2 separate regions of the Homo sapiens genome follow, and region 1 is linked to region 2. Evidence: read pairs that join two places in POLR2A ChIA-PET (ENCODE). Cell type or tissue: CD4-positive, alpha-beta T cell. All regions are shown on one strand. Each heading gives the region's core, and the rest is flanking DNA. Links, peaks and the distances in the headings are about the cores only.

The links. ChIA-PET counts read pairs that join two places held together with the same protein. Peaks named below come from ENCODE experiments on the same cell type or tissue, not always from the same donor. Only the 100,000 strongest peaks of a DNase experiment are listed, where the experiment ranks them.
Region 1: POLR2A ChIA-PET joins it to region 2 with 5 read pairs; 5 of 35 experiments call an interaction of 5 or more read pairs at or near these places.

What each region holds. Positions count from the first base shown.
Region 1 is chr7:655,517-658,319 of GRCh38, forward strand. The region is part of intron 4 of PRKAR1B (protein kinase cAMP-dependent type I regulatory subunit beta); the gene reads right to left. Among named protein-coding and RNA genes, the nearest start is that of PRKAR1B-AS1, 54 kb to the left of the region's middle. In CD4-positive, alpha-beta T cell, for the core only: no CTCF peak of the experiment used is centred there; no DNase peak of the experiment used is centred there.
Region 2 is chr7:711,185-713,987 of GRCh38, forward strand. It overlaps PRKAR1B (protein kinase cAMP-dependent type I regulatory subunit beta), which reads right to left. Exons shown (of 11, transcript NM_001164760.2): 2 at 145-343. The coding sequence starts at 321. Among named protein-coding and RNA genes, the nearest start is that of DNAAF5, 14 kb to the right of the region's middle. RefSeq lists a silencer at 1,294-1,373. In CD4-positive, alpha-beta T cell, for the core only: no CTCF peak of the experiment used is centred there; a DNase peak (open chromatin) is centred at 1,327; H3K4me3 peaks cover 863 bases; H3K27me3 peaks cover 374 bases.

The DNA.
Region 1 (2,803 bases), core at 117-2,616, 56 kb before region 2:
CATCCCCTGCATCATCTTGTGTTTCTTTTTGGCACTTCTTACTGCCTCATCCTATATTCTAACAATTTATTTCATTTACTCATTGTCTCTTCCATTAGAAAAGAGTTGAGTAAAGCCAGGTATGGTAGGGGTGGTCTGTGTTGCGCATCTTGTATCTGCAGCCCCTCGGGCAGGGCCTGGCCTGAAGGAGATCCTCACTAAACATTTGTTGAATGAATGAGTGAGTGTAGCTTCCATCCTAGTGGAGCACCTCCAACTGCCACATATGATTCAGAGTTGGTTCCCTGATTGATGAGAGCATGCCCCAAGTGAGTCTCTCCAACCTCAGTTACCCTCTGGGTGAAACAGAGCAAATGACGCCCCTACTTCCTGGGTCCATTGGGGAGTTACATGAGACAGCATGTGAGGCTGCTCTCTGGGATACAAGGTCTGCCCCCGCGTAAGTGGTTGGGTTTCTCACTGAGTCAGAAAAATCCATTTATGAGCCTTTGAAAGACAAAGATCCACCTCCACCTCCCCAGAAAGTCATTTTCTCCTTGGGCTCTCCTCCCACTTGTGTCTACATCTGTGAGCACGATTTCCAGCACTGGGCACAGAGGAGATCCAACCAGGATTTACTGGATGGGTGAATGAATGGATGGGTGCCTGAGTGAATGTGTGGAGGGGTGAATGAATGAATGGAAAAATGAATGAATGGATAAATGAGTGACTGAATGGATGGATAAATAGGTGAATTAGTGGATGGGTGGGTGAATGCATGGATGGATGAATGAGTGGATACATGAGCTAATGAATGAATGAATGGGTGAATGAATGGATGATGCATGGGTGAATGTATGGATGCATGAATGAATGGATGACTGACTAGATGAATAGATGAAGAAATGAATGTATGAATGGATAGATAAATGAATGGATAAGTGGGTGAATGAATGAGTGGATAAATGAGTGAATGGATGACTGGATGGATGTATGAGTGAATGTGTGGATGGATGACTAAATGTATGGATAAGGGGGGAATTAATGGATGAGTGAGGGAATGGATGGATGGATGGATGGATGAATGAATGGATAAATGGAACAAAGGAATGGATGCATAAGTGAATGCGTAGATGAATGAATGAATGAGTGAATGGATGAATAAGTGGGTGAATGAATTAATGGATTCATGAGTGAATGGATGGATAAATGGGTGAACAAATGAGTGGATGGATGTGTAAATGCATGGATGGATGAATGAATGAATGGATAAATGTCTGAACAAAGGAATGGATGCATGAGTGAATGTGTGGATAGATGAATGAATGAGTGGATGCATGAGTCAATGTGTGGATGGGTGAATGAATGAATGGGTGAACAGATGAATGGATGCATGAGTGAATGCATGGATGGACGGACGGATGGATGAATGAATGAATGAGTGAACGAATGAATGGATGCATGAGTGAATGCATGGATGGACGGACGGATGGATGAATGGATGGATGGATGGACGGATGGATGGATGAATGAATGAATGAGTGAATAAATGAATGGATGCATGAGTGAATGCATGGATGGGTGAATGAATGAAAGGATGCATGAGTGAATGCATGGATGGATGGATGGATAGATGGATGAATGAATGAATGAATGAGTGAACAAATGAATGGATGCATGAGTGAATGTGTGGATGGGTGAATGAAGGAATTGATGCATGAGTGAATGTGTGCATGGATGGATAAATGAATGGATGGATGAATGGACGGACGGATGGATGGATGGATGGATGGATGGATGGATGGATGAATGAATGAGTGAACAAATGAATGGATGCATGAGTGAATGTGTGGATGGGTGAATGAAGGAATTGATGCATGAATGAATGTGTGCATGGATGGATGGATGGATGGATGGATGGATGAATGAATGAATGGGTGAATGATTCATGCTGACCTCTTCTCCCTCAATACCCCATATTTAGACTCAATTAACTCAGAGGACTTCGTGTCTCTGGTCAAGAAGTAAGAAGGCATTTTTTCACCGTTAGAAAATACAAAGCTATGGGGGTGGTGGACAGGAATGAGGGGCAGTACCCAGCGGCGCCAGGGGCTGAGGCGCCGTTTTGGGCAGTCTGAATATTTGGACATAGCAGCCGACAGGACACCCTGTCCTTCCACAGCTGTTCCTGGGAGTCAAAGCACATCTTTGTTTGTGGGACTCTTAGCAACTGTTGCTTTTTTTGAAGGACAAGCATGAACCAGCTGTCACCACACAAGACGTAAAGCAGAAAATGTCGAGTCTTCAGCAACAGGCTTGTAAAACAAGAAGAAAATAATTGTCTGGGCTCAGGGGCGCTTTCATTTCTTCTCACAGCCTCCACCTCCTCATGAACCAGCGAGGCTTGCGTAATTCCCACTGAGCCCAGCTTTGCAGCAGCAGAAAGAAGCTCAGAAGCAGACCCACCTTCTAAAGAGGCTCCCAATTAAATGCAGAGAGAAATGCAAACCCGACAAGCAAGGCCCACGTCAGAAACACAGGCCGAGACAGCAGCTCCGTGAGCCAGCATATGGACGGCGAATGTGCTACCCCAACCTCACCTATCCACAGTGATGTGATTATGAAGACAAGAAACTAGATCAAAAATTAGCAACTTGGCGGGGTCCGGTGGCTCACACCTGTAATCCCAGCACTTTGAGATGCCAAGGAGGGAGCACTGCTTGAGGACAGGAGTTCAAGACCAGCCTGGGCAACACAGCGAGACCCCCATCTCTACAAAAAAAATTAAAAATTAGCCAGGCATGGTGGTGCACACCTGTAGTTC
Region 2 (2,803 bases), core at 291-2,790:
TTCTGGAAGGACCTGCAGGACGGCAGACAGTCTCTGGGGCACCCAGCCTTCGAGGACCACGGGACAGAGGGAAGGCTTCCCCGGCTGCCGCCTCTGCCCCAGGACACGTGCGAAGGGAAGCAGCGGGCGGCGGGGGCCACTCACCTTCTCCAGCTTCTCGAAGTGCTCCCGGAGGAACTTCATGGGGCGTTCGGGCTTGGAGATGCAGAGGTGGACGATACAGTCTTTGAGGACCTGCTGGATCCCGTGCAGCTGCACGTACAGCTCACAGCCCTTCAGGCTCTCGTCCTCCTCCGAGGGGCAGGCGGGCGGGGAGGCCATGGCGAGGGTGGCTGCTTCCTTCCTGTCCAGAAAACACACAGATCCCCAGGCCTGAGAGCTGCCCGGGGCTGCGCGCCGGATAAACGCAGGCGGCGTGAACCAGGCTTCTCCCAGGAGCGTGGAAGAAAGTCACTGATTCTGCATTTGTCAAAGATCTTTCATTCTGTGGGGCCAGGTGAGGTGTTAAACGTGACGGCCCCCAGAGCCTTCCCTCCCCACAGACCCCCGGCAGGGGTGGAGGGGGCTCAGGCAGGGGGGGAGGGGGCTCAGGCAGACAGGGGTGCACGCGGCTGAGAAGCCCCTTCTGCAGTTCTGAGGATTCCGGGTGGGAAGAGTGGGGGGGCCCGGCGCCCTGAGGGTCCAGCCGGGGGGTTCCAGGGCCTCGTCCTCCTCCATCCCCCCTTTTTGGGGGCACTTATGTGAAATGTGAATGCTGGGGGCCCCTGCGCGCGGCCTCAGGGGAGGGGGAGATGAGGGTGAGACTGTGGATGGGCTGGGGCGGCCTCTGCACAGGAAAAGACAGAAACGCAGGTAAACAAGGGAAGCTGGCGGTGGTGGGGGGGTGGGGTGCGGGAGAACAAATGCGGCGGCCGCGCAGCGAAGTCACCATGGCCAGGCCAGGCCGGCACCGCACCGCGGGGCGCAGGACCCCAGCCCCCCGCCACGCCGCCCCCGGAGTGCCCAGACCGCCGGGAAGGCGCCCACCCAGAGACCCCGCGCCCCCCGCCCCAAACCCGGCCTCAGCGCCGGCGAGGACCCTCCCGGGACCCCTGACCGGGAGCCCCAGGCCCGGCCCCGCCCCGCGCGCCCCACTCCCGGCGGGGCCGAACCCTTCCAAATGTCCGCATCCCCGGGGGGCCTCCCAGGCCCGGGGCTCCCGGCGCAGACCCCAGCCCGGCCCCGCGTACCTGGATGCGCGGCGCCCGAGGCCAGGAGGCGGCTGCGCGGGGACGCGGGGCGCGGGGACGGCTGGCGAGCGAGCGAGCGGGTCCCCGCACTGCAGCGGCGCCGCCCTCCACGCCCGCCCCCGCGCCGCGCGCAGCTGCTGCACCCCCAACGCCGCCCGCGCGGGCCTGCAGCCCGTCTCCCCCCGACCGCCTCCCCGCGGGGCCCCCAACCCCGGCCCCCACCCCCGGCTCTCCCCGCCCCCGCCCCATCCCCCACCGGCGCAGGTTCAGGCCATCGCTGCCAGGACCCCCCGCTGTCGCCGCCCCCCGCCCCCTCCACTCAGACTCTGAGTCGCCCACTCCAGCCGGTGCAGGCCGCGGGGCCGCCTCTGATGGCCTGGGCACCCCCCACTCCCGCCCCGTTCACGACCACCGCGGCTGCCTGAGCTGCTCACACCTAGGGGATCACATCCCTGCCTCTGCAGGACACCCGGTACCCAGCAAGCACGCCCGTTCCCTGGGGTCTCACTCTGCCTTAGCGGCCAGAGAGGGTGGCCAGGTGGGCCCAGCCCCGCTTCCCCAGGTGACTCCCAGCGCTTAGGCGCACCAGCTTCACCCCGATGCCCAGTGGGAAATCGGAACCCTCCTAAATTCTTTCCCACCTTTCTTGGGGATCCAGAGGTCACGGAGGCCTAGGAGGAGCCTCTTGGTGACGGTCCTAACCCACAAGCCCAGCCCTGCAGGAAAGGGAATCAACCTCATCCTCCTACCGCACACCGTTGCCCCATCCTGCCAGGGTGGCGGCGGCAGAAACTCCATCTTCCCTCCCCAGAGGCTCCAAATGCCAGGAGAGGGGTAGGCAGTTCCAGCTGTGAAGGAGATGATACCTGCCTCCCTGTGCACACTCACCTGTCTACCCCCGGGGTCCTCCACCCACCTGCCCAGCCCCCGGATCCTCCACCCGCCTGTCCAGCCCCCGGGTCCTGCACTCACCTGCCCGGCTTCCCTGTTGCCTACTCACCTGTCTCCCACTATGCTGCCCCATCTTCACCTGTCTCCCACTCACCCGTACACACCATCTCCCACTCACCCGTCTCTTGCTCACCTTTTCCACACTCACCTGTACACAGACACCATCTCCCACTCAGCCCTCCCATGCTCACCTGGTCCACACTCACGTATACACACTCACCGTCTCCCAGTCAGCCCTCCCATGCTCACCTGGTCCACACTCACCTGTACACACTCACCGTCTCTCACTCAGCCCTCCCATGCTCACCTGGTCCACACTCACCTGTCCAGCTTTCTTGTTCATTGCTCAGCTGTCTCCCACTCACCTGCCTGCACAGGCACTACACAGGTCACCAGCCCTGCCGAGCACATTCCCCAGCAGGGCTGACATTGCCTCAGCCTCTTCCTGCCAGGGTGAACGTAAACCAAGCAGGCCACCCTCGGGGGTCAAACACGAAGGTCCTTGGTCCTCAGCCCTCACCCTCAGCACCCACTGGCCCCAGCCCCGTCTCAGGCAGACCTGCATTTGTCCTGAGACTTTCTTAGGGATCCAGGCCTGGTCTCTGAATTAGAACTCCATCCCA